2 separate regions of the Homo sapiens genome follow, and region 2 is linked to region 1. A link is a loop called in an ENCODE intact Hi-C map of the cell type or tissue named here. Cell type or tissue: natural killer cell. All regions are shown on one strand. Each heading gives the region's core, and the rest is flanking DNA. Links, peaks and the distances in the headings are about the cores only. Region 1 overlaps MAD1L1 (mitotic arrest deficient 1 like 1). Region 2 overlaps MAD1L1 (mitotic arrest deficient 1 like 1).

Region 1 (15,090 bases), core at 5,826-9,825:
TGGCCACACTCCCTCTCCAGCCCCGCGCCTCTCCTCTCCTCTGGCCACACTCCCTCTCCAGCCCTGCTTCTCTCCTCTAGCCACACTCCCTCTCCAGCCCCGCGCCTCTCCTCTCCTCTGGCCACACTCCCTCTCCAGCCCCGCGCCTCTCCTCTCCTCTGGCCACACTCCCTCTCCAGCCCCGCGCCTCTCCTCTCCTCTCCTCTGGCCACACTCCCTCTCCAGCCCCGCGCCTCTCCTCTCCTCTGGCCACACTCCCTCTCCGGCCCTGCTTCTCTCCATGCCCCTTTCCTCCAGGTGCAGTGTCATGGAGGAATGATGACAGTAGGCACCTTGTCTCCTTCAGGCTGTGACGGGCGCTTTGGTAATCCATCAGTAAGCGTGGTGTGTGCTAGATGTTCTGTGTGATACTCTTTACTGAATTAATGAAATCCTCTCCAACTTGTGCTTTTCTAAGAGTCTTTGTCACGAAGGCCTACCCCATAAATTTTGATGCGGGTTGTTTTTGTTACTGTTGAGTTCAAAACATTTTCTGATATTCTCTGTGGATTTAGAAAGTCTGGCCTTCCAGCAGGATTTAACGCATACAAAGCATATAATACAGGTGGACTGGCCAGCTGAAAAGGGATTGAGAAGGAGAAACCCAGACTCAGTTCACTCACTCGATCATTAATGTTTCATTCCCCAACTTCTTCTTTTTGGGGGGGCGGTGGGGGGAATGGAGTCTTGTTCTGATGTCCAGGCTGGAGTGCAGTGGTGCAATCTTGGCTCACTGCAACCTCTGCCTCCCGGGTTCAAGCAGTTCTCCCCTCAGCCTCTGAGTAGCTGGGACTACAGGTGCACACCACCATGCCCGGTGAATTCTTTGTATTTTTAGTAGGGATGGATTTTGCCACGTTGGCCAGGAACTTCTCACGTCAAGTGATCTGCCCACCTTGGCTTCCCGACGTGCTGGGATTACAGGCATGAGGCACCGCGCTCGGTCATTCCCCAGATTCTTACTGTGCGTCTCCTGTGAGCCTGGCACATTTAGGTGCTGTGGAAAACAGCAGGGAGCTGCACAGCAGACTCGGAGCTCAAGGGCCCCTCTCTAGGTGGGGCTGGGGCAGGTGTCAGTCGCGTTGAGGCGGTGATGGCTGCTGTGAAGAAAGGGAGGCGCTTTAGGGCTCGTGTGTCAGGGAGGGTGTGGGAAGCCGGTGAACAGGCGCCCTTGCTGAGCCCAGAAGGTCACTGCGGGGAGAGCTGTGTCCATCTGCCGTGCTAGACCGTGGTGGGGCTTGGTTTGTGGTAATGATAGCTGCACGGGTACTTGGGAAGGTTGTGGGGCGAGGTGCCACGTCTCCCCGGCTTCCCCGTGGCAATGCCGTAGGTGGTCGTGGTGCAGTGGGAAGACCAGGGGCTTTGGCGTTAGCACAGCCTGTGTTCCTCTCCGCGATCGGCCGCTTGTGTAGGTTTCTGTGGCCCCACAACAGTCCCCCTGGGCTGCCTCTTGGAGCCACACCAACTCCTTGTCCTGGTTCTAGTGTTGAGTAGGACTTGTCCTTCACCCCTCTGTGATAATGGGCGCTGGGTGGGAGCCCGTGGGAGCTCTGTGGTGGGCCTTGGTTCGAGGTGAGCACCGCCCTCGCTCACGTGGGTATCTCCTGGGTCGCTTTGCAGATGGGTCGTGGAGCCAGTCTTGTACTTCCTTCCACGTCTTTCCTGGATAGCCATTCTGTGGTTTCTTCCTCTGCCCCAGTGGGAGCCTAAATCTGGCTGTGTGCTCCTCCCTCCCCTGAGGGTGTGAGATCTAGCCCTCTTTCCCTAGAGCAGAGCAGAGCAGAGCAGAGCAGAGGGCCTCCATCCCTCCCACAGAAGAGCCTGCGCGAGCCCCATGCTGCTTCTGATCGCCGTCTCTTCTGCTCCACACCCCTCTTTAGGTCTGAGGCTTCATGATCGGCACGATTTCTCTTGCTCTTTCTTTTTTAATACTGAAAATTTTTGGTCTTAGGTAGCACTGAAGGGAGTATTTATAACACCCAGTACCTGCTGTGTCATCTGGAAAGCATCATCCTCTGTGACCCTCCAGGGGTTTGTGTCAGACAGTCATCATGTTCCCTGTGGCGCCCGCTGAGGCGTCGGGGGGTCAGCTCTGTGGCCCCGTTTTAGCCCAGCAAGTCGAGGCTTAAGAGTGGCATAGAGACTGCCCAGGCCATGCGGCCAGCCTTGATGCTAGATTTGTGTTTTTTATTTATTTATTTATTTATTTTTGAGATGGAGTCTTGCCCTGTCACTCAGGCTGGAGTGCAGTGGCATGATCTCAGCTCACTGCAACCTCTGCCTCCTGGGTTCAAGCGATTCTCCAGCCTCAGCCTCCCGAGTAGCTGGGATTACAGGCGCCTGCCACCATGTCCAGCTAATTTATGTATTTGTAGTAGAGACGGGGTTTTGCCATATTGGTCAGGCTGGTCTCGAACTCCTGACCTCAAGTGATCCACCCACCTCAGCCTCCCAAAGTGCTGGGATTACAGCTGTGAGCCACTGTGCCTGGTCCTAGATTTTTTTTTTTTTTTTTTTTTTGAGACAGGGTCTCTCTGTGTCACCCAGGCTGGAGTACAGTAGTGTGGTCTCGGCTCACTGCAGCCTCGACATCGCAGGCTCCGGTGATTCTCCTGCCTCAGCCTCCCGAGTAGCTGGGACTTCAGGTGCCACCACCGTGCCCATCTAATTCTTTTGTGTTTTTGTAGAGATCGTGGAAATCTGAGTGTGACTTGGTAGCTCTGGGGTGCAGCCTGCGGTCCCCATGTCTCACCGGTTCCCTGGTGGCGCTCCTGTGCTGCTCCGGGCCAGTTCTGTCAGGGGTGGCAGAGGCCTGGATCGTGCCCTACGATGCGGGCCACAGGGGCCGGGTCACACAGCTGATGTGGATGCTGCTGACTGGCCCTAGGCCTGGCTCACCCCCAGCTCCCTCTGAAGACCACTGCCTACCTGCTGTCCTCACTGTCTGCCTCCGAGAGGACACACGTCCTGGCGTGTGCTCATTCACTCCCTGCTTTCTGTCAGGGTTTGTGGCGTGCCTCTGCCTGGTGCTGTCGTGGCACGCACCGCCTCGCTGTGCTGCCTGCCTAGTGCCTGGAGGGAGGCTTGGCCCCGCTTCCTCTGTCTCTGCTGCCCCCGCCCTTTGTGACAAGCTCTGCACTGTGTACGTGAACACAGGACAGATGGAGTTCGGGCCCTGCCGTCGTCCCTGAGTCCCGGCCCCACCGCTCGGCTCCTCCTGCTACTGTGACCCATGCAACCCATCTTGTCTCCTGGGCTTTAGCCTCTGGGGATGTCCAAGGAGCAGCCCTGAGTACCGCATGTGTTCCCCGCTCTCCCATCACTGCGAGGGCACGGCCCAGCCGAGCGCAGCTCAAGTTCAGCTTCAGACCTTGCTTTGTTCATACTTAAAGCACATCCCTCCACGTACACCTGGATCGGTGCAAAGCCTGCAGGAGGGGCCCTGAGACGCTGGCCAGCCCGGCTTCCAGGGTCGTGTTTGCTCTGCTCAGTGAGAGGGCCTCTTCCCTCCACAGATAAGCAGGGTTCTCTCGGCTTTGGAATTTAATTTCCAGGTGTTAATATATCGCCCTTTCCCATTACCTTTCTAGACTGACATTTCTATTACATCCATTCAGGAAAGAATGTCCACTTTGTTATGGGACAAAGCCATTTGCACAGTTATTAGAAAGCCAACCTTGTCACAGACACTGCTGCACTCTCCCTCCGAGAGGGAGCTGGACCTGGCTGTGGCAGAAAAAAATTCCAGGGAGAAAAGCAATTTTAGGAAATACGGTGAAATCAAAACAATGCATTTTACCCGTCTCCAGTGTGAAGATGATGAAGGTTGGGTTGTGGGAGCGTGGACCGCCTCCACCAGCCCGAGCCCTCCACGTGCGCCCGACCGCCGTCTCTGCCTCAGGTGCGTGGAGTTTGGAGGCTGCGTTACACTGGATTCAGGTCACCCATCTTTACTCTTGGCTCTTTGAAAAGACCACAGTCCTGTCCCCACCCGCCCATGGGTGGGACTTTCTGGACAGTTCCAGGTGAGGCTGTGGAACTCCTGGCCCTTTCAGGGAGATTTGAGGAGATGGCCACAGCACTGTGTTGGGGGAGGTGGGCTGGGAGCAGCAGTGCTCGTGGGCTCTGGCCCTGGTGGGAGTGCCCTGTCTGCGGGCACCCGGGTGCAGCCCTGACCCCTCCCGCCCTGCCTCCCTCTGCAGAAGGGTGCTGGTGGCAGGTGTGTCATCAGAAACCCCGATGAGGGCATTTCTGGATGGTGCTGCTGAGATAAGGCTGTCTCCTCGGGTCTCCGTGTTGAGGGTGGCTAGAATCGGGTGCCCCTGGAGCACTGTGGAAGCCAGGTCTACTTTCTTTTTTGAGGAGTCATGGCCTGCGTCCACTTAATGGTGGCAAATCACACTTGGAGAGCTCGGTCACAGGAGCCTACTGAAACCTGCAGCCCAGAATGCAGGGCCTGGGTCACAGGCTCCCTGGCTTCACCCAGGGGCTGTCCCTGGCCCTGTACCCTGTTGGCCTGGGGCACCCCCATAACCCGTGTCCCCAGGCCCTGGCTGGAACGTGCTGTGCGGGGAAGATGGGCCCCACCTCTGCAGCCTCCTCTGCTTCCCCGTTGCTTTCCTGCCGCCCGCCAGGGCCTTGGGGCCTTCACACAGCTTCTCTACTTCCCGGAACCCAGATCATCCCCGGCGTCCGGCTCATAGCATTGAGGCAGGCCCTTTTCTCCCTTGTTCACCGGCGGCTGGCACAGTTCCTTGCATACAGCAGGCTCTGAGTAAATGCCTGGTGAATATTGGACTCCTTCACCTACAGGAGGTGCTGAGGCCTTTGGAGTGGCCAGGGAGCAGCTCTCCTGCCTCTGCCTCACCTGCCCTGTGCTCTGCCCCCGCCCGGAGGACTCTTGGTCCCAGCCTCACCGTCTGCATGGGCCTCCGCGGCCCCCAAACTCACCGGTTTTCAGGAAGGGCCTGCTACCAGGTAGCAGATCCCGAGGCTTCTGCTTCTGATGCCTGAGCTAATGTCAGCAATGTGGAAGAGGGTGTTACTTGCTTTCAACTTTCCCAACAACCAAAGTCGCAAGACGTGTAGCTGTCAGTGGCAGAGCAGGAGGGTAGGCAGTGGCTGGGAGCAGGTGCCAGGGCAGGGACGGCTCGGCCTTCAGATGCAGGCACTGGAGGCGGCACCCACCCGTTCCCTCCTCAGGCTGGTGGAGGAGCCTCCGCTGTCCCGGGACTTGGGGCAGCTCTCCCTTCTGGATTTCCTCCTCCCACATGTCCTGCTGGGGACACATGGCTTCCTATCTCCCCATGGCCCCGGAGGTCCAGCGCCTCCCTCCCCCATGCTCCAGGCTGGGGCCCCAGCTCCCTCCCGGTTCCTCTGTCTGTTCCGGGCAGCAGTCTGTGGCGCCAGGGCCATGCCCATGCCAGCTGCCGTAGCTGTGTCCCAGCTGTTTGCTCCAGGTTTATTTTGATGGTGTACCCCTTTATAAAAACTGTGGAATTTGCACACTGATACGTGCATATTTGTTTAAAAAGGATAGGTATGACCTGCGGCCAATAATGAACACACCCATTTATTTGTAAGATATAAGGACTTATAAACGTAAGTAGGGTTTCCACTGTATACCTAGGCCCCAGGGAGCTGTCAGGTGCCCTCCCTGGGCACCGTGCCCGGGCCCCAGTGAGTGTCCAGCCCCCTCCCTGCCTGCTGTGCCTGGGCCCTAGTGAGCTGTCCGGCGCCCTCCCTGCCTGCTGTGCCTGGGCCCTAGTGAGCTGTCCGGCGCCCTCCTGGGTGCTGTTGCTTGCTGTCTGTTGGGCATTCTGTCTGTGTGGTCTTCCTGAGGCTGTTACCAACTGTGGTGGCGGCAGGCCTGGGGCTCCTACTACGCCGCTGCCTGTGCTCTGTTGCTCACATGAAGGGGCCAGGGAAGCCTGTTGGCATATGGAGTCATGCCATGGCTGGCTGTGGCGGAGCTGTGGCTGTGCGCGTGGCGAGGACGATAGGGTTCTGCCCTTGTCCGTGGTCACCCTGCTCCTGCTCTCGCTTCTCTGAGGCCAGCCCCTCCTCTCTGATGTGTGCGGAGCGTGGGTCTTGGCCTGCCGGGGGCTCCTTCGTGGAATGCAGGGGGTGCACAGGTGTTGACTCTGCATGAATGGTTGTCTTTCCGCCTGGCTGTTTCCCTGCCTGACGCCCCTGTAAACATCCATTCCCAACACGCTTCCCAGAGGACGCTTGCCCTTGGAGTACTCCTAACAAAAGACTTCCCAGTGAAATCAGTTTCTGGCACCCCATGTGGTATAGCCTGACACGGCACCTGCTGCTCAGCTTGTCCATGGCTCTGAGGAGCCCTCAGGGGCCCCAGGCAGCTGGTGGGGGATGGGGTTGGGGGGTGGACAGCAAGGTGACCTGGCGGGCGCAGGGCAGCTGGTGGGGGTGGTGGGGGGTGGAAAGCAAGGTGACCCAGTAGGCACAGCGCAGCTGGTGGGGGGTTGGGGGAGGTAGGGGACAGCGAGGTGACCCGGCAGGCGCAGGGCAGCTGGTGGGGGGGTGGGGGAGGTGGGGGACAGCAAGGTGACCCGGCGGATGCAGGGAAGGCCCAGTCTTCATGTGCGGTTTCAATGTCTCGTTCCTGGGCTTTTCTGCATTAAGTGTGAGTTTCTAACATACCACGTTGAAACGTCTTGGATCTTGCCTGCTGAGCCACGTGGCTCTTCCTGAAGGACAAGGTCAGCGCCCCCCTCGCCACCACTTCATCCAGATCCCAGGAGCCCCTTCTGTCCTGTAGGCCAAGGCTCCACAGCACCACGTGGGTTATGGACGAGAAACCTGGAGTGTCCTGCTAGGAGAGAGGCTGTGGAATTCCCAGTCCCCCTCAGCTTTGGAGGTTTATACCAGAGAGACCGAGGCTTAGAGAGGAGCCCAGGGAGGCTCCTCCAGTGCCCAGGCCAGGCATCATCCAGCTGGCACAGGTGGCTTTAGCCCAGCCTCGGGGGGACACAAGCAGGGCCTGCAGGGTGTCTGGGAAGGGCTGGAGGGACCAGGCCCGGAACCTTGTCCTGCCTACCCAGGCTTTGGCCTGACATTGTCCTTGTTTGTGCTTTAAAATCCCCTATCCTGTTTGGTAGAGAAACATGCTCTCTTTAAACTCAGTTTCGAAGAAATCCAAATCTTTGAATAACCTTGATCTTGAAAGGAAAGGAAGTTAGCTGCAGGTGAAAATTGATGGTCATGCTCAAAGGCATGGTTCCCTGCCAAGGAAGCCTCTTGAGTCTTTCTACTAAAAATAGCTGCAGCATCCTGGTGGTGGTGTCTGAACCCTCTCTAGGCCCCTCCTGGAGACATTCAGAGATGTTAAAGGTGACAGCCAGCCTCACCTGGCCGTTCCGCACAGGTGTGTTTGCTCCTGGCCTGTGAGGCACAGGTGGGTGGGCCTGCTGAGGACTGAGCCGCCCTCGGGGGTACTGGGCTGCTCCCTCCGCAGCCTCTGCCCCTTCAGTTGTCCTTGGTGTCACGGCACACCCAAGAGCCTTGTAAGTTCCCTGCACCACAGTCTGGGTGGGTGCCTGGGTCCCTGTGTCCATGGTCCTGGGAGAGGTCCCTGGCCTCAGTCAGAAGGTGTGAAGTGTCTGGACTTTCTCCAGGCCGGTGATAGGCCACTGTTGGCTTGTGGTCTCCATGGTTCTGTGGGTGCTTCAACGGAGCTGCCAGAAAGGTCAAGCCACAGCCTGACACCAGCCAGAGTGGAGGCGGCCCAGGAACCCCCTGGCTCACCACCCTCAGCCTGGTGCTTCCGTCTGCCCGTGTGGGTGTGGACATGGGTCTGAGGCACTGGCTAGGGGATTCCCTGCTTCCAGCAGGCGCGTGAGGTTCCATCCTGGTCTCTGGTTTCTGGTCTGGCCTCATACCTGGCTTAGCTCTCGTAGGAGTGCAACAGGTGGAAGGGGCGGTGATGCCCGCAGATGCTGGGTGAGGTGCCCCGTGAACGTGTGGTCTGGTGCCCGCAGACGCTGGGTGAGGTGCCCCGTGAACGTGTGGTCTGGTGCCCGCAGACGCTGGGTGAGGTGCCCCATGAACGTGTGGTCTGGTGCCCGCAGACGCTGGGTGAGGTGCCCCGTGAACGTGTGGTCTGGTGCCCGCAGACGCTGGGTGAGGTGCCCCGTGAACGTGTGGTCTGGTGTCCGCAGACGCTGGGTGAGGTGCCCTGTGAACGTGTGGTCTGGTGCCCGCAGACGTTGGGTGAGGTTCCTTGTGAACGTGTGGTCTGGTGTCCGCAGATGTTGGGTGAGGTGCCCTGTGAACGTGTGGTCTGGTGCCTGCAGACGTTGGGTGAGGTGCCCTGTGAACGTGTGGTCTGGTGCCCGCAGATGGTGCCAGCAGATGTTGGATGAGGTGCCCTGTGAACCTGTGGTCTGGTGCCTGCAGACATTGGATGAGGTGCCCTGGGAATTACAGTGCTCGATAGTCCTCCTGGACACTGGTGCTGATGAAGCGAGTCTGGCCACCCACGCCAGGCAGTGCCCAGTGCCCCTTGGGTGGCTCCTGCCCTCCAGCAAGACATGGGGATGCTGCTGGACCCAGGTGTCTGTGAGGTCCAGGCACAGATCTTGCTTCTGCAGGAGGCCCCTGGGCGGACTAGGTGAGTCCTTCCTCCTACCGCCTCTTTGAAAATCTGTGTGTGTTTAAACTAAATTTCTTGAGTGCCATCAGAAGGCCCGTGAGCTGGTGAGCTGCCCCCGAGCCTTTTGCCACCCATGGTGGGCATGAGCCACCTACTGAGTCGGCTCCGAGTCAGCAGAGGCCATGGAGTGGGGGCCCCCACTGTGCAGGGAGAGGGTCTGACCCTGGGCGGGGCACCGGGAAGGGAGGTGGAGGCCTGAGGCCAGCCCTGCTGGAATTCCTCTCTTCTAGGGGGAGGAAGCCTAGGAGCTGGAATCAGAAAACCTGTTAGAACCTGAGCTCTGTCACTCTCTCACTTGTGCCTGGCGCCAGCTCCCTTTCCCTCTCTTTGCCTTTGCTTCCTCTCTGGAAGAATGAAGCATGCACGCCTCACCCCATCTGCACGGGGAGCCGATTCACAGATTACATGAGGGAATGCTTTGAAAATATTTTTAAATTGTAATGTTCAAATATATGTGTGAGGTAGTTCATCATCAACTCACTCAACAAACATATGGTTAGTTCTATTCTAAGGTGATGTGTGTTCCTAAAAGTCACCCTGCTACACAAAATCACATTAAAAATAAGATGGGACCCTGATGAAAATGGCAGCATGGTTGACGCGGTCAGTGGCTGGACACAGGCAAGTGTGACAATCGGCACAGCTCTTCGCCTCGAGAAGGCCTGGCGCTGGCTTGGGGAAGTGGGAGTGGTGGCTTGTGAGTCACTGTGGAGTGGGGAGAGCACCTGAAGCTGGAGGGGTGTGGCACAGGGGGCTCAGCCAGGCTCGGGAGGCTCCCATCACAGCTCCGTTCAGCTGAGTGCGGTTTTCTGCATTCGTCTTGGAGGAGGTTCTTCACAGAGGGGCGGAGGGGGACTTTTTGGCCATCACTCAACATCCTATGGGACAGCCCCTTCCTGGCTGACCCACCTGCCTGCCCTGTGCCAGGCCTTATGCAGTGTGGTTGATGCTTATTACCATTCATCAAATTTATTTCCTGACAAATCCTATGTTAAATACCTGGCATGGGACCTGCAGTGAGTGGGCATTCGATGTATAGCGGTCACTGCTGGCATTCGTCAGAGTAACTTCTCATTTCATTAACATCCCTCTAATCATCTCACTTAAAACTCACTTGGAGAATTCTGAGCTCAGATTTGGAAATCCCGTGTTTGTGCAACAGGAATTTGTCGTTGGATGAGATGAAGGAACTTGCCTGGGTGAACAGGCAGGATTCGCAGCCCAGGTAGCTGCTCATTCTCCGAGTCCCTCTACACCTACCCCGCTGCCCGACTAGGGTGCTGGAGCATGGTGTCTGAGAGCACGCGTGTGCGTCAGTGTGCACATGCGTGCACCCGGGTGTTCATGAACACACCCGTGTCGGTGCTCAGTGTGCATGCATGCACACATGAGCATTACTGTGTGCGTGTCTGTGCTGCATGAGCTCTGTGTAGGAGACGTGTGTGCATATCTGTGTTGAGTGCTGTGTATGTGTGTGTCCATACGTGTGTACTTGTGTGCGCATGTATGTTGTGCTGTGTGAGTTCTGTGTGCACATGTGATCATGTGAGTGTGCACGTGTGCTTTGTGAGCTGTGCATGCACATCTGTGTGAACTGTGCATTGAGCATGAGTGTGCATGTATCTGTACTGGTGAGCTGTGTGCACGTGAGTGCACGTGTGTGATTGTGCATGTGTCTGTGGAGTCAGCTCTCTGCATATGTGAGTGCACGTGTGTGAGTGTGCATGTGTCTGCAGAGGCAGCTCTCTGTATGCATGTGAGTGTGCATGTCTGTGCTGTGTGAGCTCTGTGTGTGCATGTGTCTGAGCATGCACATGTGTGAGTGCTGTGTGCGCACATGTGTGTGCATCTGTGCTTACCATTCTGGAACACTGGTTCTTTTATGCATTTTGGCTTCTTTTCCCACGAGACCCTCATGGAACATTAAGCCCAGCAGACAAGGCCAGCCCCAACCATTGTGATAGTTATTAAACAGCAATAAAGCAGGATCTGTATTTACAGACCCAGAGTGTGCTCAGACTGGGAGGTATTAAACATCATCCATCATCAAATGGAAAACAGTCAGATGCAGGGAGTGTAGAATGGAGTTAATATTCTTTTGGTTAACTTCACCCATAAAGAGCTAAACTGCCCCCAATAAAACACCAAGGGGAGGAAGGGAGGTTCTTCCAGACGGAAGCAATCATCGGCACGGTCTGCAGACAGGCCCCCAGGGTTTCCTCGTGCCGGTGGGTTTTCTGCAGCTTGTTACGCAGCTGCGGCTCAGAGCAAGCGGTGTCTCAGGGTCCCTTTCCACAGTTCTCATTGCCTGCTTTGCCTTAGGTCAGCTCATCAGCAGCCCTGGGGAGCTGGGGTGAACGGAGGAAAGACACTGACTTGTAGAACCTGAGAATCTGGGAAGGGAGGGCCTTAGCCGAAGACTGTTTGCCCAGGAGGGTGGCACGCAGTAAACAGTTCAACCCAGGAGTTCAACCCGGGAGCTGGCATTGGGGCATGGATGTGCGCGCTGGTGGCCATTCATTACTGATCCTCCAGTTTCCTTTGTCGTCTGTGAGTGGGTGCGCTCAGCCCAGGGGGTGTTGTGTGCGCAGCGTGTGGTGCAGAGGTAGCACCTGGGACAGGGGGCCGGGCACTGTGCGTGTGGGCACAGGGAGCGCTGCTCCTCCTCCTTAGACCTGAGGCTCCTGTCTGGGCAAGGTCTAGCCCTCCACCTAGGAGCTTACGGAATCTTCAGTGGGGACAGATGGTCTGGAAAGGACTCACCTCTTTTCCCACCCTTGGTTGAATGTGGCCCCTTGGGCACAGGCGGGCAGCGCTCACCCCTTTCCTACACTAAGACGTCCTCACGGCTTAGTGTAGGGCAGGCGGGTGAGGCGGGGTTTGTGTCGCTTCTGATCTGGAAGGGGTTTAGCAGCTGAGGAGATGATCGCCACGCAGAGTTCCGTCTCCAGAAAAATAAGAGGATTTGCACAGTTCTTGAACTTCACCCTTCCAAAGTTTTCACCTCTTGTAGACTAGAAGTTTTAAGTGAGCTTCTGTGTGTCGAAATCATTTCATGGGCAGTGCCCCAGCCGGAGCCTGTCTGGAGGGGAGGGTTGGGTGGGCACGGGCGCCGGGCCTGGGAGGAGGAGGACAACATGGGTTTCCTAGCTCGCTGGACGGCCCTGAGGTTGTGGGGGCCTTTGGTGGCTGAAAGGGGTCTTGTATTTCTGTGCACATTGAAAGGCGATCTTATTTGCCTGCGCTGCCGTCCAGCTGAGGACAGGGACATAGGGTGCCTGTGAGTGCAGGCCTGGAAAGGGATGGGACTCCCCTCTGTAGGGAGGGCGGGGCTTCAGTCCACCTGGGGCGTGGGGCCTGCGCCACCACCCGCATCCCAGGAGAGGCACTGATTGCAGGGCTCGGCCTGGGGCTTACATGGGACCCTCCTTGACTCCCTAGAGGCAGCCGAGGTGGCCACTGCAGCACTCAGCTGGTCTTCCCCAGGAAGTCCTTCCCTTACAGGGCCTCCACTGCCGCCTCTGTCATGGGCAGGCCCTCAGGGAGCAGGGCTGTGGCGGCCTGTGGTGCAGGGGACGTGTGCCATGTCTCCTAAAGATGATGGCTCAGCTCCATGGGGGGCCCTCGGCAGAACGTTTGGATTTAAGGACTACTTGGGGCTCACCATGTGCTCCGAGGCTTAGGGAAGGCCTGGGACGGGCCCTGAAGTGCTGTCTGGCTGAGGCTGGGCTCCTCAGGTGAGAAATTGGCTCCCATGTCCCGCTCCCCTCCCCCACCCCACTCTCCTTCCTTCAAGGAATCCTGTTAGACTTTTCACTTTGCTCCACGGCCTCCAAATCCCACTAAGCGACTGTCGCTTTTCCAGGGCATCGTCAGGTGCTGTACTAAGCTTTAATAAAGGGCTTTATCCACAGCTTCAGAAAAGTCTCTAAATAAATTAGATCCACTGGTTAGCCTCCAACGGTGATTTTTATTAACCTCCAGTTAAAGAAATATTGCTGGTTACAGAAGCACAATTTATTTCTGTGTAAGCCAGGCTGGTGTGACCCTGCGGGCTCCCGAGAGGGATAGTGCTATGTACACGCAGAGTGCTGGGCTGGCCATGAGAGGCACCTGAGAGGGCACCCGGCAGCCTGAGGGCTGGGAGTCACTCTCACAGGGACACAGAGACTCTCACAGGGACATGGGGGACTCTCATAGGGACGTGGGGTATCTCACGGGGACACAGGGATACGAGGACTCTCACAGGGATACGGGGGCTCTCACAGGGATACAGGGGACTCTTACAGGGATTCACAGCCACTGAGACACGGGCTGGTGCTCCTGGCCTGGAGCAGAGAGGGGTGTGGAGGCCGGGTGGGAGGCCGGAGCCTTTCATGTCCTTTCTGGCCCCTGGTGGCAGCAGCTCCCTTGCTGAATGGCTTCACCCTGGGAGGTGATCAGAGGCCGGGGCTTGCCGTCAGGGCGCCCTGGCTCAGATCGTGCCTCTGCGGCCGTGTGGCTTGGGCGTGTGGCCCCTGTCAGAGCCTCTGCTTCCTCTGTGAAGTGCGGAGAATGGTTGCTGCTGCTCATCAGAGTGGGGAGGTGACAGGCCTGGCCCGGGGCTCGGGTTTTGTTCATGCTGTTGCCTCCCCTGGGCTCCCCTGTCTACACCACTGGCACAGGAGCTGAGAGGGTGTCCACGCCCCGGGGGACTACGCCATACTGATGGCCTCCATTTCTTGGGGTCTGTCTCACTGAGCTGGGACTCCAGTTCCAGTTCTTGTCATCCTCACTGAATCTCACAAAGCTGAGCGGGAAACACGTGGGCTGTGCTGAGTCGCCCTCGCTGTACAGGAAGAGAAACCGAGGCTGGAGCAGTGGAGAGGCTTGTGTGGTCGATCGCCTGGGGACTTCATGTGTACTCAGGACCCAGACCTCCCGGCCGCACCCCCGTGCTGGTTCTGTGCCCTGCTGAACCATTTGGGAAATTGTGTTATCATCTCACACATGCTGCGGGCTCCTCTGGGATTCACTGCTGCTGTTTCTAAAGCACTGTTCCCAGTGTGTTCACAGCGTCCCCACCTTCTTCCACGTGCGCCGGGCAGCTTCTCTTTGGCCTCTCACACCTGAGGTGCTTTGTGGCAGGAGCGTCCTCTCAGGAGCCTGGGTGCGTGAGTTCAAATCCTGGTCCCAGGTGCTGGCTGTGTGGAACCCAGCCGAAGTCATTCGTCTGTGTCTCAGTTTCGTTGCTGGAGAGAGCGGAGATTGTCCCAGCGTGTCCTCACAGTGTTGTTGGCGGACTGAACAAGTTGGGAGGAATGAGCAAGAGTGACCCTTGGATCAGGACCTGTAGTAGCTGCCTCTGTCCTGTGAGCATTCGCTATGATTTTTATTCCAGACCGTTGGCTGCTCCCCTTCCTGCGGCGCATTGTGGCCGCCAGCTCTAGGCAGCTCGTCCTCCCATGCTGCTGTCTCCCCTCCTCTCTCCATCAGGCCTTTGCTGTGGTTGCTGGAGCATTGCTGCCGCCGTCCATTGCGTGTGCTCTCTTGACGGGACGGGCACCCATCTGTGCTTGAGTCACGTCCGAGCCCGCGGCCGCCACCCACACCCTGTTCCTGCACGGTGAGGTCTGCCACGTTCCAGGGGCAGGCTTTGCCCGGCCCTCCCTGGCCCTGTTCAGTAGCCCTGGGCCCAGCTTATGTCTATGTTGGGCAGTGCGGGGTGTTGGGAGGAGAGAATGGGCAGAGGCCCCTGCCTCAGGGCTCCCTGGGGCCTGGCAGGAGGCCTGGGGTGGTGCTGCCCCCACTCTCGAGAAAAAGGCTGGCACTCCGCAGGGCTGTTTGTGGTGGGAAACAGGCGCTCAGCCAGTCTGGATCCCCAGCCCCCCCAGGCCCTCCGCGTGCCTCCACTCTGCAGGGCACCCGTAGCCTCCAGAGAACAGTCATGACCCAGCGTCCTTGTAGGCACGGTACCCGGGCATCACGTTCCCAAGCCCGCCCATTCCGGCCACCTCCAGCCCACAGGATGTGCCAGGTCGTGCCGAGGGCCTCCTAAGGAGCGTGGGATTGTCAGAACAGATTGCAGCATGGATTTTTGGAGGATTAAAGTTAATTAAAGAGCTCTTCCTTGCTTTCACGTCCTTGTGTCTGCCAGCTATTTACATGCTAATGCTGCCCTGACACCGAGGATGAGGGGTGTCTGCCGCACTGCACTGCGCTGTCAGGAGGGGAACCACAGGAGAAGGAGGGGAGCGCAGTGCTATGTATTACCCTGTGCCCCTCCGATGGGACAGGGGCGTGGATGCAGACACATTCGAAAGTCAGTGGCAGGGTCGTTTTCTTGTATTTCCTGAAGTGTCTTCGTGGCTGACTTGGATGTTCTCCATTCAGGC
Region 2 (15,090 bases), core at 7,425-11,424, 54 kb before region 1:
GCTTTGAGAATATGCAAATATCCTATTTATTTTATTTTATTTTTTTGAGATAGAGTCTCGCTCTGTTGCCCAGGCTGGAGTGCAGTGGTGTAATCTTGGCTCACTGCAACCTCTGCTTCCCGAATTCAAGCAATTCTCCTGCCTCGGCCTCCCAAGTAGCTGGGACCACAGGCGCCTGCCACCACGCCTGGCTAATTTTTGTATTTTTAGTAGAGAGGGGGTTTCGCCATGTTAGTCGGGCTGGTCTTGAACTCCTGACCTCAGGTGATCCACCCACCTCAGCCTCCCAAAGCGCTGGGATTACAGCTGTGAGCCACCGTGCCCAGCCCCCATTTCTTACAAAAACTTCTCCTCCTAGTTCAAGCATCTATTGGTGCATCTCAGCTGCGGGGCTTGTCACCATGGCCCCAGGGCGGTTTTCTGTCCGCCCGTCTCTTCCGTGTTTCCTGAGTGGGACGCTTTGCTGAGGGAGGCTCTGCCCCTCGTCCCCGTTTCCTGAGTGGGACGCTTTGCTGAGGGAGGCTCTGCCCCTCGTCCCCGTTTCCTGAGTGGGACGCTTTGCTGAGGGAGGCTCTGCCCCTCGTCGAGTAGGTTATTTGTGTCAGTTGCTTCCTTCTCTGTTTTACTTCACGGCCGTGACCCAGTGCTCTGCGGATTCGGTTCATTCACGGTATTTCAGCCTTGGTCACTGGGAGCTCTCACAGTTGGGCTCTCGTGCCCTGTGATTTGCCCTCATCTTTTTTTAAAGCCTTTTTTTTTTTTCAAACTATCTGGCACTGCAGGATGCTCTAAACTTAGATGTTTTTCCTGCCCTTTTCCTGCAGTCCGCCACTTTCCCAGTGAGCCCTGTTTCCTCTTGTTGCCGAGTGCTGCTTAGAGATGAGATGTGGGTGTGGGGTGCTGCCTGCTCCGGGTGTGTCAGGGCCCCAGGGCCCCTCGGTGGACACCCTGACACTGGCTCCATCCAGCACCCCTGGGCTGTCCTCGCCTCCTGTGCTGTCTCCTTGGTCTTGAGAAGCCCAGGTGTCAGCACACACCATGTTTTACTTACCCATCCAGTCCTCACGTGCGCACAGGGTCTTTCTGGAATTGCTAATCCATGGCTCTGTGAGGAGAGGTTGACTTGCGAGGGTGCAGTGTCTGTGGACAGGCCGTTCTGTCCTTGGCCTACCGTTCCCAGTGGAAGTGGCGTTTTCTCAGCACCGTGGGTGCCGTTGTGTTTCCCACTGCCTGGTGTTGTGTTCTTTGTTTGTGGTTCCCTTAGGTTTACCGCTTAGAGCTGGTGTTTCATTTTGAGTCTTTTTCATTCTGGTTGATTAAAAAAAACTGTCTATACAGCCTCATTTGCCCTTCTGCTGTGCAGCTGCGCATTTTCACATGCCTGGGGCTGACTTGCGGCCCCACCACCCCAGACTCCCCTCCCTGGCCACCCCAGCATGCTTTCTGTCTGGTGATTTTGCCTTTTCCAGAACGTCATACAAATATGGCATCTTTGGCTCATGGAGGTGCATTTGGGACTCACCGCGTGGCTGTGTGAATCGCAGCGCTGCTTTTCGTTGCTGAGTGATGCTCCAGGCACGGCTGCTCTGGGACTTGTTTATTCGTTCACTGGTTGAAGGACATCTGTATTGTTTCTGGGTTTGGTGAAATGGAGTAAAGCTGCTGGAAATGTTGGCTTTGTATGATCTAAACTCTTACTTTTCCTTGAGCACATACTTAGGAGTGGGACTGCTGGATCCTGGCATCCTTTTAACTTCAGAAGACATTGCCTTGTGGGTCTCCACAGCGGGAAGCATCCGGTGTGTGCGTTCGCGGTGTGTGCGTTTGCTGTGTGTGCAGGTCCACTCCGCACAGGCCTGCTCCTGCTGGGCCACGCCAGGGTTTTGGGCTTAGCTGCCCCCACAGGGCTGTGTGGGCTGTGTGTTGCGTTTTCCAGCGTGCGGCTGCTGGCCCCAACCTGGCGTCAGACAGTTGCTGTGGTGCTTTCTGCAGCCCCCAGCCGTGTTGGCTTGCACAGCCCTCTGGACTTGTGGTCATCATGGAGTTGTAGCCCCTTTTCCCCACCTGATTTCCCACGTATCGGGATCAAATCTAAGCTGGTTTCGTTTTGCTTCCTCTCAAGTCTTTTGTCTTTCCTCCCTTCCTCCTTTTTCATTGATCTCTGTTCTCCGGTGACTTTAGGGAAAGACTGTACCTCATTCATTCCGAGGCACGCTCCTTGACTAGAGCAGAGAGCAAGGGCTGAGCAGCCACGGTCTCGAAAGCTCCTTGCCGCCTGGGAGGCTTCCACGCCTGGGACTGGGGGCTGGGCAGCCAGCGTGCAGAGGTGGAGGGGTGCATGGAGGCGCCTGCGGGCTCTGAGGCCTGGCTTCCCGAGCCCCTCTAGTCTTCATCTGTGGGACGATCACACAGACCGCATGGTGTGGGGGGAGCGAGGGGCGGGCACAGTGGACGCTCGGTGTGTGTGCTCCTCCTCTCTCCCTGTTTCTTCTTTGTTCCTCTTGTCTTTAATTTACTTTTCGTCGGAGGACTTGGCCGCAGCGTGCCCTGTGGACTTGAGACCGAAGCTCTCTTCTGCTCTTTGTACCCTGCTGCTTCCTGATCCGTTCTTCCTCCCCTCACTTGTGTACAGGACTCGAGGGAGGGATGGGGTGAGAGCAGAGCAAGCCAGGGATGTAGTGAGCTTTGTTTGGACAGGAAGGGTTTGCCCGCGCCGTCATCTCCTCGGCTCTGCTGGGAAACTGTGTTTGAGGGAGATGGTGGGGTCTGAGCGCAGACGGCTGTTGTCCTGTGAGATGCAGAAAGCGCTTCTTATGGGCGTGCACCATGGAATTCCCTGCTCGGACCGCACTGGGGGCAGGCGGTGAGTATCGGTATAGAAGTAGCTTTTATTAATTGGTGAAGCCCGTCACAGATCTGAAAGCATCTTAATAGTCTGAAATGATGGCTCTTCAGCAAGAAAAATTTGATTTGGGACAAAAGGGAGACACTTGAGACCCAAAATGACTTGGCTGTGTTGAGGATGGGAAGGAGGCCTTCATCTGCCGCACGTCTGAGTCACTCCAGAGTTTTCTCCACTGCCAGTGTGAGTCAGAGCGAATCACTGTTGGGTTGTGACTTCAGAAGAAGTGAACTCTGTCTCAGGCTGTATTAATAGAAGTAGATGCTTCACAGGAGAGGAGGTGTCTGTGCGAGTCACAGCCCTGCGGGGTCTGATTTCCGCTTTGGGCGTGGCTTCTGAGCCGGGACCTCGAGGCGCCAAGGGAACAGGAGCAGCCGGGCAGCTGCTCGCTTGGTTGTGCCTGCTGTGTACCGAGGCGTGGGGCATGGCGGCACGGCTGTGAGCGCACAGTCCAGCCACAGAAGGAGGCTTCAAGAATCTTTGCGGTGCTGCCATCTGGACATCTGTGTCATTGAAGTCACAGGAGGAGGCTTCAAGAATCTTCGAGGTGCTGCCATCTGGACATCTGTGTCATTTTGATAACGTGTGTGAGATCAGTGGAGGGGAGCCTTAGGAAAATCGGCTGTGGTTTAATAAACTGAACTTCCCGCTGCTTTGAGCCGGAGCCTCCTGGACTGGAAAGGCGTGGGCCTCATGGCCACCTCCGGCCTGCGCAGCTGGGTCTGCACTCTCACAACTGTGCTGAGCCCACGCTTGTGCCCTTACTAGTGGCCTGACCTCTGCGCTGTGGAGAAGGGTGGATATTGTCGCCAACTCTCAGACTTCTTGTGTGTGTTCAGAAAGTACCCAAACGGATTCAAAGGAATAATTAGCGTATCCTGTAAGATATGAATCTTAATTCCTAAATTACATATTTAGCAGATTGTCCAAAATAGCACTTGTAATGGCAACATTCAATTAGTTTAAAAAATGTATATTATTGCAACACTCGCCATGAGTTTTATTTAGAGGTTTCTAAATATAATGCTATAAAAACACAGAAGTGTTTAAAACTATTTAGACCCACGCAGCCGCAGTGAGCTCTTGCTAAACTTCCTACGTTAACCAGCTCTTGACAATCTTGGATTGTGGGGAAGTCTTCTGATGTAGTCCCTAAAGCTGACACGCCAGAGCATCTCGAGGCTGTTGGGGGCTGTTGCTGGGATCCTGAGGCCGCACACCTCCCTGCTATGAGTTCTGACGTTTACAAACATAGGAAGTGAGTTGAAATGACAGAGTCCTTGGGGCCCCACTCTTGAGTGTCCTCCTGGGGTTGGCGGGCGTGGGGCTCCCGCTGTGCCGGGTTCGGCTCCTGTGTTGCCGTGTTCCCTGCGGCTGCTGCAGCCGCTTCTCGTCACCTGATTGTGTGTGCGCCTCCAGTGCTCTCATGGGCTGCTTAAGGCAGGGACTATCCATGTGGCCTGAAGAAGAAGCCGAGGCCCGGGGAAGTTGCATGTAATTGACACCAGAGGGCTGGCCTCATTTCAGGAGGAGCAGAGCTCGGGTTTTCCGTCTAGGTGGGAGATGGGATGGTGATGGGCCCACAGGCAGGGCCTGTCCTCTGATGGGAATCCGAAGTGGGTGCGGAGGACCCAGAGCTGAGGGTGAGCAGCTCTGAGCTGCAGAGCGGGTGCGGGGAGGCTGTGTGCGCAGCACAGGGAGGCGTCTGGAATGGCCGGGTGGGGGTCTGGAACCCATACTTGGTAGCGCCTGTTTGGTCTGTCCCGTGCTCTTCCTGCGAGCCCTCGCGGGGGCCCTGCACTTCCCCAGGAGCTGCCTCAGAGATGTGCCAGTGAAGAAGGGATGGAACTGATCGTGGATCGGGCCGGCTCCTGGAGGCCACCTGGGCCCATTTCTGACAGCCGCTCCTGCCGCGTCCCTAGCTCAGAAGGAGCTCGAGGCTGAGCCGTTTCCCCAGGGCTGCTGCCTTTGTTTCTCCCATTCTGAAAGGAGATGAAAGTTTCTACTGACCTTAGAGAGAAAGCCAGAGTGAAACCCCCTCTGCCAACCCCTGGCTCCCTGTGAAAAGCCTTCCTGGTAATCAAGTGTTTACAGAGGAAGGCTTTGTTCAGACCCTTTCTGGGGCTCTGTATGTTTAAACAAAGAGCTTTTTAGACCTAAACACAGATGTTCATTTGAAAATGAAAAATCAAATTAAGCAGAACCAGCCTTTGAAAGTTAATGCCCTATAGCAAGTAAAACAAAGGGAGAAAAACACTGTGTTGTAAATTTTACTTAAATAACTTTTTATTTTAAATAAAGTTTTAAACTAAAAAAGTATAATTTGAAAGCCACTCATCTTCCTCTCTGTCCTCCAGTAGAACATCTGTGCTGATTCTGACGCGGATGAATGACATGAATTAAACCAAAACCGTCGGAGCGCTCTTTTTACCATAATTACACCTTGTTCGTTTGTGAGACACAATGTGGGGATGAAATGCCAATTAAGCCTGCTATGATAATGAGGTGGGGCCTGAATAGTGATCAGCGGACATGAATCCCACCGGAATTCATTTGCTACAGCCCCCAAGTTTGTTCTCTTCTGATGGGAATGTTATCGTACATAATGAAAATCTTTAGTGCTCCTTGTATTTAAAAATGATCCATTTTGGGGTTTTTGGTCAGCAAGTTTTAAAACAGGTGTTTTCCGAGCACCTGGATGGGTTTCATGTCCCCACTGAGCATCCTGTTGGTGGGGGGTGGGGGGGTGCCGGTGTCTCCTGTCCCCTGCCTGGACTCTTCTGTGGAGAGCTATGGTGTCACAGCCCGGGACACAGTCCAGCGACATGTGCCAGGCACCATCCCCATGGGTGCCCTTGCAGGTCTGGGTGGCAGCTGAGAAACCATTTTCACCCATCACTGTGTCCAAGCATTTACCATCTCCGACCCTCAAATACCCTCTAATGTTTTGAAACATAGGAAGTGCGTTGAAATTATTGAAAGCACTGTGAAGGAAATGCTTTGGGTGTTGTGGAATGACAGGGTGGGAAAGACGTCACTGGGGGCCAGGCAGGGCCTTACCAGGAGGCAGCATCTGAGCAGAGGCCTGAGGGCAGCCGGGGGCTGGGCAGGGGTGACCAAGCGGGACAGACGAGCTGCTGGGACGCCAGCAGGGCTGGCACAGTGCGGGGATCACAGCATGATTGCAGCGGGCAGCTGTTGAAGACTGGAAGCGCGGCAGTGGCATGGTTACCTCACACAGTCGGAAGAGCGACCTGGAGAAAGAGGCCTTCGGGATGGGGAGCAGGAAGTGTGTCGGTGCGTGAGGATGCAGGGGTCCAGCGAAGAGGCTGTGGGTAGTTCAGGGGGAGGTGGTGGGGTGGCAAAGACCACCCTGCAGTGACCACATAATCCTCGAGGGCCAGCCCCCTCTGCCCCAGGGCTGCTGTGGCTTGGGCTGCAGCCTCTGGACTGGGCTTCCTGCCACCGGATGCTCCGGCAGCGAGACCTCACCAACTCTGACTGTCCCGCCCCACACACTCCTGGCTTACCGCCTGCAGGGAAGGTGCTTGCGACTCCTCTGTGTTGCTAGGGATGTTGGCCCTGCCTCCTTCCACGCCTCCCGGTGCGCTGCCATCCTCAGGCCCTCCGGCTGTCCCAGGCAGCCAGGTGCTGAGTGATGCTGTATGTGGGTGCCCTTCCTGTCCTTGGGAGCCAGGCTGTGGGGCCGGGCCCTGTGAGAACACACGGCGTCAGGAGCCTCCTGGCTCTTTCACACTAGACTACGCTCCTCTAGGGGACTGGGCCAGCTGCGTTCTGGACCCCCGGGCCCCTGCCCAGGTCTGCACTCAGCTGTCTCTCAGCCAGGGCCAGGAGGGTCTCCATCACGAGTCCTCCTGGGGGCTGAAGGGTGACTGGCTCCCAGCTGAGAGAGCCGGCTGCAGCATGGACTCATGACAGCTGGGGAGGGGCAGCCCTGCAGAAGGGACTGAATGGTGACTTTCCTCTCTCAGGTTTCGTGGAGGCCCTACAGCCCATGCGGGACAACACGTTCCAGTGCAGCTGCAGGCGTCTTTTGCGGGATGGGCCGAGAGTGTGACGGGCTATGCTAGCCTGGGTCTGGTGGGCTGGAGAGGAGGGAGGCGGTCTCCTAGGAGGGATTTGTGCCCCTGGCCTGCCTTCTCCCCCCACCCCTGGGAGAGTGGAGCTCACGTGTCCTCCTTGGTGTTAGGCAGGGTTGGAGAGGGAGCCTCGGAGAGCCTGCTGGCTTGGCACAGGTTTCCAGGAGCGCATGTGGGAAGGGCAGGGTGGGGCCGGGCCTGGGAAAGGGGGAGAGTGAGTGACCATGGCCGTCTCCAGGGATGGGCATGTATATCCGATAGAGAAGGAAGGGCAGGGTGGGGCCGGGCCTGGGAAGTGGGGAGTGTGAGTGACCATGGCCGTCTCCAGGGATGGACATGTGGATCCGATAGAGAAGCGGCCTGCCGTGCTCGCACCTTTCACGCAAGGCACCGACGCAGTGGAGGGGTGCTGCCGATGTGCCAGCACTAAGGGCCCAATTCCTAGCCTAGGCGTAATGGGGCAAGGGCCCTGTGCTGGGGGTGGGAGGCGGGACTGTGTGCTGGGCAGGGTGGAGGGGCGGGGCTGTGTGATGGCTGGCGCTGTGTGTGATAGATAGGTCTGGGGGGTGGGGCTTCGTGCTGGGCAGAATGGAGGGGCGGGGCCATGTGTGGGGCAGGGGCGGGGCCATATGTGGGGCAGGGGCAGGGGCAGGGCTGAGGTGTTGGTGCCCTTTGGTTGTGGGGCCGCAGCTGGATAGGGCTCTGGGACTGTGCTCCAGAAGGTGTTGCTAGGTGGCATCTGTGACGATGGGGGCCTTTCCTGCTGCCCTACCCTGGAGCTGGGGAGCGGGGTGGGTGAGGAGCGTTGAGGAGGAGAGAGCTGGAGCTGGTGGTACTGGGGTTTTGGCTGGGCGTCTCACGTGCCTGGACTTTCTGGTCTCATCTGGAAGGTGGTCTCTTACTGGACCGTGCGGGGGTGAGGAGACAGGCCGAGGCCACCAGGTAAAGCAGGGCTGTGGTGAGAGAGGCCCCATTTTCCCTCAGAACCTTCACAGTGCGTGGCTGGCCTTGGCAAGGCTGCATGGCTGGTCCCAGGGCTTCCTGGCCTCGTTACTTCCTGGCTTCAGGGCAGTGTAGGAGCAGCCACAAAGCAGACATTTGGGTTGTCCTTTATGAATGCCTCGGGTGATGATCCACGCTCCCTGCCTTGCCCCAGCGCAGGCTGTGCCCGCCCACCCTCCCGTGGAGCCCACGCTTTGCTCTGCCTGCTGCTGCCAGGCCAGCAGAGACCGCCCCGTAGGGCACTGCGGTTTCTGCGGCCTGTTCTGCCCTGAGTGGCCTTCCTCCCCTGCTCTTAGCTGGGCCCCCTCACTCCACCTCGCTGCTGGCTTTGTTGCCTTTCAGGCTGTGACCACCTGAAGCCAGCTCGTGTGTTAGTGCCCTTTGTTAGTAACCAACCCCTTGTCGGCAGAGACCTTCCCTTTCTGCTCACTGGAATATCCCCAAGCAGGACGGTGCGGTGTTTGTGGCCTCAGAGAGTGAGGCTCTCCCGGGCTGCAGAGGCACAGCCAGTTTCTTCCCGGCAGACCTCTTTTCAGAACAGCCCCTCACTGCGGTGTCCGGCCCCTGGGGAAGCCGGGCTCTGACTGGGTGGGTCAGCCCTCAGGCTGTGCCAGGAATCCCATCTCCAGGCGGGCTGTGCGTAGTTCCCTTCGTGTTTTAACATTTAGGAGGTGAGCGGTTTCCTTCCCTGAGCTCCGGAAAGAGTCCCCAGGGCTTGCGGGGGGACCTACCCTGCATTGCACGTTGGAAGGAGAGGCAGCTGCAGGCTGAGCCCACATGGCTGTGCACGGCCTGGCGTGGGAGCTGCAGTGATTTATGTGACCTGTGCTCAGATAATTAAAGTGGGATTTGGCAGTGAGGTCTTTCATGGCAAAGGCGTTAGGGATGTCACAATGAGGCATGTAAGTATAAAACAGTTATGTTTTCAAAGGCGTTAGGGATGTCACAATGAGGCATGTAAGTATAAAACAGTTATGTTTTCAGGTTAAGAATTTAACGAGGAGTAAATTCATTTAAACCGAAGAGCTGGCTTAAGGGGAGCTTTCGTGGAAGATCTGTAGTTGCTGGCATTTCATTCCTTCTCATTTGAGCCCAGCCTGTCTCTGGTGGCAGAGCGCGTGTTCCGAGTGTCCAGGTGCCGCAGCCGCCCCCTGTAGGCACCAGCGTGTTTGACATGCGGGTCAGGGATCTGACGCAACAGGCCGCCTCCACATGCCAGACTGCGTCCCCCTTGGCCTGCTATTGCGCCGCCGTGACGGCTCTCCTTCGCGGAGGGGCGGGGCTGTGGGGGCTGTCTTCCTGTGTTTTCTCTCCGGGGCCTCATCTGCCTTCAGGAGCCTGTGCAGTGCCACTCGGGCTGAGCAGCCTCCGCCAGTGCACAGGGGACTCCGGGCTTGCCTCTGTGGAGGAGTTTGCCGCTATCTGCTCTGCCTTTGTCCTGGTTCCCCAAATGGAGGCCCAGCCTGCCGTGGTTCTAATCCAGGTTTCTGGTCATCAAAGCAGCATGCCTTTAATAACAGATATGGCCTGTTGTGCAGTTGGCCCGGAGAGCTCTGATCATTACTTATCTGCCACGAGATGCTTTTGCTCAAGGCAGGCTGCTGAGGAGCACACTCCTTACCTTCATTGAATGATTTCCAGACACCGGCTGCATATTTGATTCTCTGCCATGTGTCTGGGGGCCTCTTTCTCCGACGTCCAGCGGGGTGGAGTGTTGTATGGCGTGGCATCAGAACTGGTGGTCTCCCCGCATTCCTTGCCTTTTCCCACCCCATCTCCAGAGTCCGGACACCACCTGTGAGACTGTCCCTCTGCCTGGGGATGCGGAGGGACTCCGTGCACAGTGGTTCAGGGGGTCTGCTTATGCCACACTGCTGGGATCTGGGCAGGGAGGAGGACAGCACCTGCCCTCTGAGTAGCCGCCTCCCTGGCTCCTCCTCGTGGCCGCTCCCTCCTTCTCCCCTGTGGGATCGAGTCTCAGTGTTCTGGCTGTGCTGCCCGGCTCCTGAGAGGCCTTCGCAGGGGCTCCCAGGGCTGCCTGGTGGTGGGCTTTGCCCCAGTGCTGGCCCATCTGCGGTTGCCCCGCCCAACAAAGAGCACGGTGGTCGAGAGCCCCGCCGCTGTGCAGTGGCCTCGGGGGCGGGTGAGATCTGCTGCACTGCTGTATCGCCTCACCCTCTGTCCTCTCAGGTGCTCACCCACTTCTTCCAAACAGAAACGTCATCACTAGGCATGGCGATGTCCCATGTGCCGTCTACTGAGCGGCGGGGCAGGCAGGCCCAGGCCTTCACTGAGTGCAGGAGCGCAGGTATGACTGTGTGTGCAGGGCCCGTCGGGGCAGCCATGGCTTGGGCTGCGACCCGGCCCTCAGCGTGGCCGGATGGACGGCCTCCCTCTGGACACACCATGTGGGCTGAGAGCTGAAGCGTGGTCGGAGCTGCCCCTTTGTAGGGTGCAGGGGCAGGGGAGAGAGCCCGTTCCAGGCAGAGGCAGCAGCAAGCGCAGGGGCCCTGAGGTGGGAGAGGACGCGCGTCTCCAGCAGGCAGGCAGCGTGGCCAGGCCTGACCCAGCGCTGACCCAGGTGTTGGCAGCATCACGGAGGCTGCCTCCTCTGAGTTGTGGAGCTGATGTCCTGAGAGGGGACAGTGCCACCTCTGCCGAACCTGTTTTCTCCGTGTGCCTTATACACCTGAGGAGAGGCCCGCTTTAGGAGTGGGTAGGAGAAGACGCCATCTCTGGGCATTGTCTCTGGAGTGACAAGGATGCGTCTCATGCTGAGGATGGCGTGGAGAGTGGTCCTGAGAGTGCTGGTGACGGTGGAGACGGTGACGGCCATGATGGTGCGAGGGTGGCGGTGACCGTGGTGTCACTGATGGTGACAGTGGTGATGGTGGGGACGTGGTGAGAGTGCTGGTGACGGTGGTGATGGTGTGGAGAGTGGTCCTGAGAGTGCTGGTGACAGTGGAGATAGTGACAGTGGCGATGATGGTGCGAGGGTGGTGGAGACCGTGGTGTCACCGATGGTGACAGTGGTGATGGGGATGTGGTGAGAGTGATGGTGACAGTTGTGATGGTGACGGTGGTGGTGATGGTGACGTGAGAATGGTGGTGATGGTGGTTATTGGTGACAGTGGTGAGTGGTGACAGTAGCAGTGGTGGTGAGTGGTGACAGTAGCAGTGGTGGTGAGGGTGACAGTGGTGATGGTGACATGGTGAGAGTGCTAGTGATGGTGGTGGTGATGGTGACGGTGGTGATAGTGACGGTGGTGATGGTGGCGGTGGTGATGGTGATGGTGACGGCGGTGATGGTGACGGTGGTGATGGTGACAGTGGCGGTGGTGGTGGTGATAGTGATGGTGGTGATGGTGACAGTGGCGGTGGTGGTGGTGGCGGTGGCGACGGTGGCGGTGGTGACGGTGACGGTGGTGATGGTGGTTGTGGTGACAGTGGCAGTGTTGGTGATGATGGTGGGTGCAGTGGCAGGACTTGGCATCTGTTGAGAGTCTGCCCTGTGACTGGTGCCAGGACCTAGCCTGCGTTTTCACCTTATCCTGTGCTCTCAGCCTCTTCTGCTGGGGAGACTCAGTCCTGAGTCAGACAGGAGGGTCCAAGGTCAGCGAGGCTGTGTGATCTGCCCACTCCCACCCATGGCAGATTCAGACCTCCAGTCAGGGTCTTCCCAGCTGCAGAGCCCCCTGTGTGCACTGGACTGCACTCCTCCTTCTCCTGCCTGGTATGTGTTTATCCAGCATGTGTCAGGCGTGGGCCAGCTTGGGCTGTGATGGTGACTGAGACAGCTGTGGCCCTGTGTGCACGGAGCCAACAGTCTAGTGGGTGAGCAGCATAGAAGCTGTTCACTTTGGTGAGCATGGAGCCGGTAGTCTGGTGGGTGGCAGCATAGAGGCTGCTCACTTTGGTAAGTTGAGGGAAGAAGCGTCTTTGTTCTTTACTGGCTCTCAGGGTCCAGGTGCACAGCCTCCTGGATGGAGGCCCTTTAGGAATGGAGCCCCAGTCTCACGCCAGGCACCCGGATGGAGACCCTTTAGGAGTGGAGCCCCAGTCTCCTGCCACCCACCTGGATGGAGACCCTTTAGGAGTGGAGCCCCAGTCTCATGCCACCCACCTGGATGGAGACCCTTTAGGAGTGGAGCCCCAGTCTCATGCCACCCACCTGGATGGAGACCCTTTAGGAGTGGAGCCCCAGTCTCATGCCACCCACCTGGATGGAGACCCTTTAGGAGTGGAGCCCCAGTCTCATGCCACCCACCTGGATGGAGACCCTTTAGGAGTGGAGCCCCAGTCTCATGCCACCCACCTGAATGGAGACCCTTTAGGAGTGGAGCCCCAGTCTCGCGCCAGGCACAGTGGCTGTGGCCCTTCCCCCCAGGGCAGACCCCATAGCACAAAAGCCCGCATCCTCTTTGGTGTATGAATGTTCCCACAGTGGAAACTAGGGTTTTTCCAGTCCCTTGTGACAAAGGATTATGAGTTTTTTCCCATTGAAGGGGAGCAAGTTTCTGAGGGTGGGAAGGAAGCCGTTGAAAACAAATTGGCAGCACTCCCCCCATCCTCTTGCTGATGGGGAAAGTGGTTAATTAGGTGATTTTTCTCTTCCCCTGACACGTGCAAATGAGGCTTCGTTAATAACTGCACTGTTACAGAAATGATACGACTTTAACACCAACGTCAAGTTGTCAGGCGTGTCTGCAGAGTGGAGGTGGGGGGCACTGGAGGCCCCTGCGCCCCTCCCGACAGGAGTCATGCTGGAGCCGCGCCTCCAGTCGCTGGGGCTTGGCCTTGGGCAACGAGCTGTTCCCCTCCCACCCTCCAACCCCCTTCAGGGCCAGCTTAATTATTTAAAACTGATGATAAAAACAGAATGAGCTGCCAAGATGAAGTGATGATTTGCGGCCAGGACCTGGGGCTTGGGTGGACGCGGCTCCCACTCTCCCTGCTTGCTGTGTGCTGGCCCAGTGCGGCCGTTTCCAAGGACGCCTTCCGGTTTGCAGCCAGGGCCCAGGACACGGACAGCATCTCTGCTCTCAGGTGTCAGGAGGCCTGCAGATGGTGCAGGGCCCGCTCAGGGCTTGTCCTGCCAGGACGAGGCAGACGCGCCGGGTGGGCAGGTGGGTAGGGTAAAGCAGAAGCAAAGCGGCAGTACCACAGAGCAAGGCACCAGCATTGTAATGTCTGGAGTGTGGCACCCCCTCCAGGAAGCAGGTGCTTCACGCTCAGAAGCGCCTGGCTGTGGCATGCTTCTTACTATCTGTCAGAAGGCTCAAGGTCAAAAGGCCGTGCTTTCTGCCATAGAGTTTCAAGAGTAAAGGAGAACGCGGAGATCTAGTCAGCTGGGATTCCTAGCTCTGCTCAGAAACAGGCTGGGCTTTGAGACCTTTTCCTCCTCATTTTCCCTGCTGGTCTGGAACAGAAAGTACTTGCAGCTGACTGCGCTGGCCGTCGTAAAGCAGTGTGCACCTGTCTCTCAAACCTCAATGGTTGCCTGGGATTTGCTTCTCACCTATGTCCTTATCCATCAACAGGTAGTTATTAAATGCCCATGTCCCTGAGACGGTTTTGGGCTTTGTGTGGCTGGGGGCGAAGTGTAAGGAATGACCTCTACCTGTAAGGAGCTCACAGCCAGCCCCTTGGCTTGAGCTGTGAGAAGTTTGAAAATCCATGTGCTAGGTTAGCCCAGATGACACCAAGAGCATTGGTGCTGGTTCTTCTGAGTCATGCCTGGGGCATCGAGGGCTGGGCTGGTGGGAGGTGACTCCTCACAGTCGGCAGCCAGTCCCACTGGGGATAGTTTCATGGCCAGAATGGCCTACCAGGGGCTCCTCCCTGCAGGGTTGAGAGCTCACGCCTGAGGACTGTTCACAGGAAGCCACGGCCCGGGTGCTTCCTGGGTCTCGGGTAGGAGTACCTCTTCTGAACCACGTCTAATGGGTTTTTTGAAGAGAAGAGAAATGAATCTCCCAGTGCTGACTTCTGAGATTCGGCTGTCTCCCAGCCCGATGCGCTCACTTCCGTCCACGCTCCCGCCTGGCCTCTGGGTGGCGGGTTGTTAGTACAGTAAAGATTGCTAGCTGTCTCTTTTGCAAATCTAAAATGAGATTTCATTTTTTTAAATAAAAAGAAAAAAGTGCTTGAACATTTGCAGCTGGGAGATAGCACAGATTAGAAACATTACTTATCTCTGCTGCACAAAAGAAGGCAGCGAGAGAGGAATAAATTGCTGTTGAATGCTAACGAAGCCAAGGCGGCAGGGGCTGCGGGAAACAACTCCTGTTGAGGAACAGAGCGAGCACCTGACCTGCACCCTCCACAGTGGGCCGGGCGCCGGAGTGCACAGGGCAGGCGGGGCTGTGGGTCCAGGTGAGACAGGCTGTGGCTGCTGCATGTTGACCTGGCGGTCGGGGTGGAGTCTGGTCACCAGTGTTAGCGGTGCGTTGGGGGATGCTCCTTCCTGGACCATGGGAGGCTGTGCTACCACTGCGCTTAGGAGCCTCAGTGAAGCTCACCCTCTTCAGCCACGTGCACTGGGGTCACTTGTGTTTCTGTCACCCTTGCCACCCATCGTGTCAGGAGGCCTCCGTGTCCATGCCAGGGTGCCCTCCATCCCCAGACATTCCGGCACCTTCCTGTTGTTTCCTCTATAAGAATTCCCACCTGCCCTCTTGGCTTAGCAAATTCCAGCTCAGCCTTTGAGGTCCAGTTCGAGTAGCGTCTTTTCTGACCCCTTTATTTGGCCCTCCAGGGGCTTTCCTTCTGTTCCTCCATTTCCCCTTGGGCCCACCTCTGGGGACGCCGGGCCTTGGTGCGTGATGCCTGGCGTGTGGTGTGAGCCCTGTGGTGTGTAGATCTTCATTGCCTCTGGCTCATGCCGGGCAGCTATCGGGTGTGGTAGTGCGCTCCCTTGGGCCTCCTGGAGCAGTGGCAGCAGGCGGCTCTTGCATGTGCCGTGTCCTCCGTGACCAGGGCTGTGCTGGATGGACGTGTCTGCCGTGCTGTGCTCCCTGCCCATTTGTTTGAGGGGGCCGTCCTTAGCGTAGCCTTCCTGACTTGTTAACCAGGCAAGAGACCATA

Evidence for each region. Peaks named below come from ENCODE experiments on the same cell type or tissue, not always from the same donor. Only the 100,000 strongest peaks of a DNase experiment are listed, where the experiment ranks them.
Region 2: it touches region 1 in a loop (6-fold over the local background); 4 of 110 quality-filtered maps call a loop at or near these places.

What each region holds. Positions count from the first base shown.
Region 1 is chr7:2,043,139-2,058,228 of GRCh38, reverse strand. The region is part of intron 12 of MAD1L1 (mitotic arrest deficient 1 like 1); the gene reads left to right. Among named protein-coding and RNA genes, the nearest start is that of SNORA114, 38 kb to the left of the region's middle. RefSeq lists enhancers at 991-1,543, 1,544-2,097, 2,586-3,101, 8,160-8,763. In natural killer cell, for the core only: no CTCF peak of the experiment used is centred there; DNase peaks (open chromatin) are centred at 7,838 and 8,338; H3K27ac peaks cover 1,082 bases.
Region 2 is chr7:2,098,536-2,113,625 of GRCh38, reverse strand. The region is part of intron 11 of MAD1L1 (mitotic arrest deficient 1 like 1); the gene reads left to right. It overlaps LOC105375127 (a long non-coding RNA gene), which reads right to left and starts at 3,046. Exons shown (of 2, transcript XR_001745063.2): 1 at 1-3,046. RefSeq lists enhancers at 3,323-3,492, 2,488-3,687, 7,571-8,238, 9,058-9,352, 9,572-10,238 and 2 more. In natural killer cell, for the core only: CTCF peaks have their summits at 8,935 and 9,157 (motif pointing left); DNase peaks (open chromatin) are centred at 9,225 and 11,115; H3K27ac peaks cover 780 bases.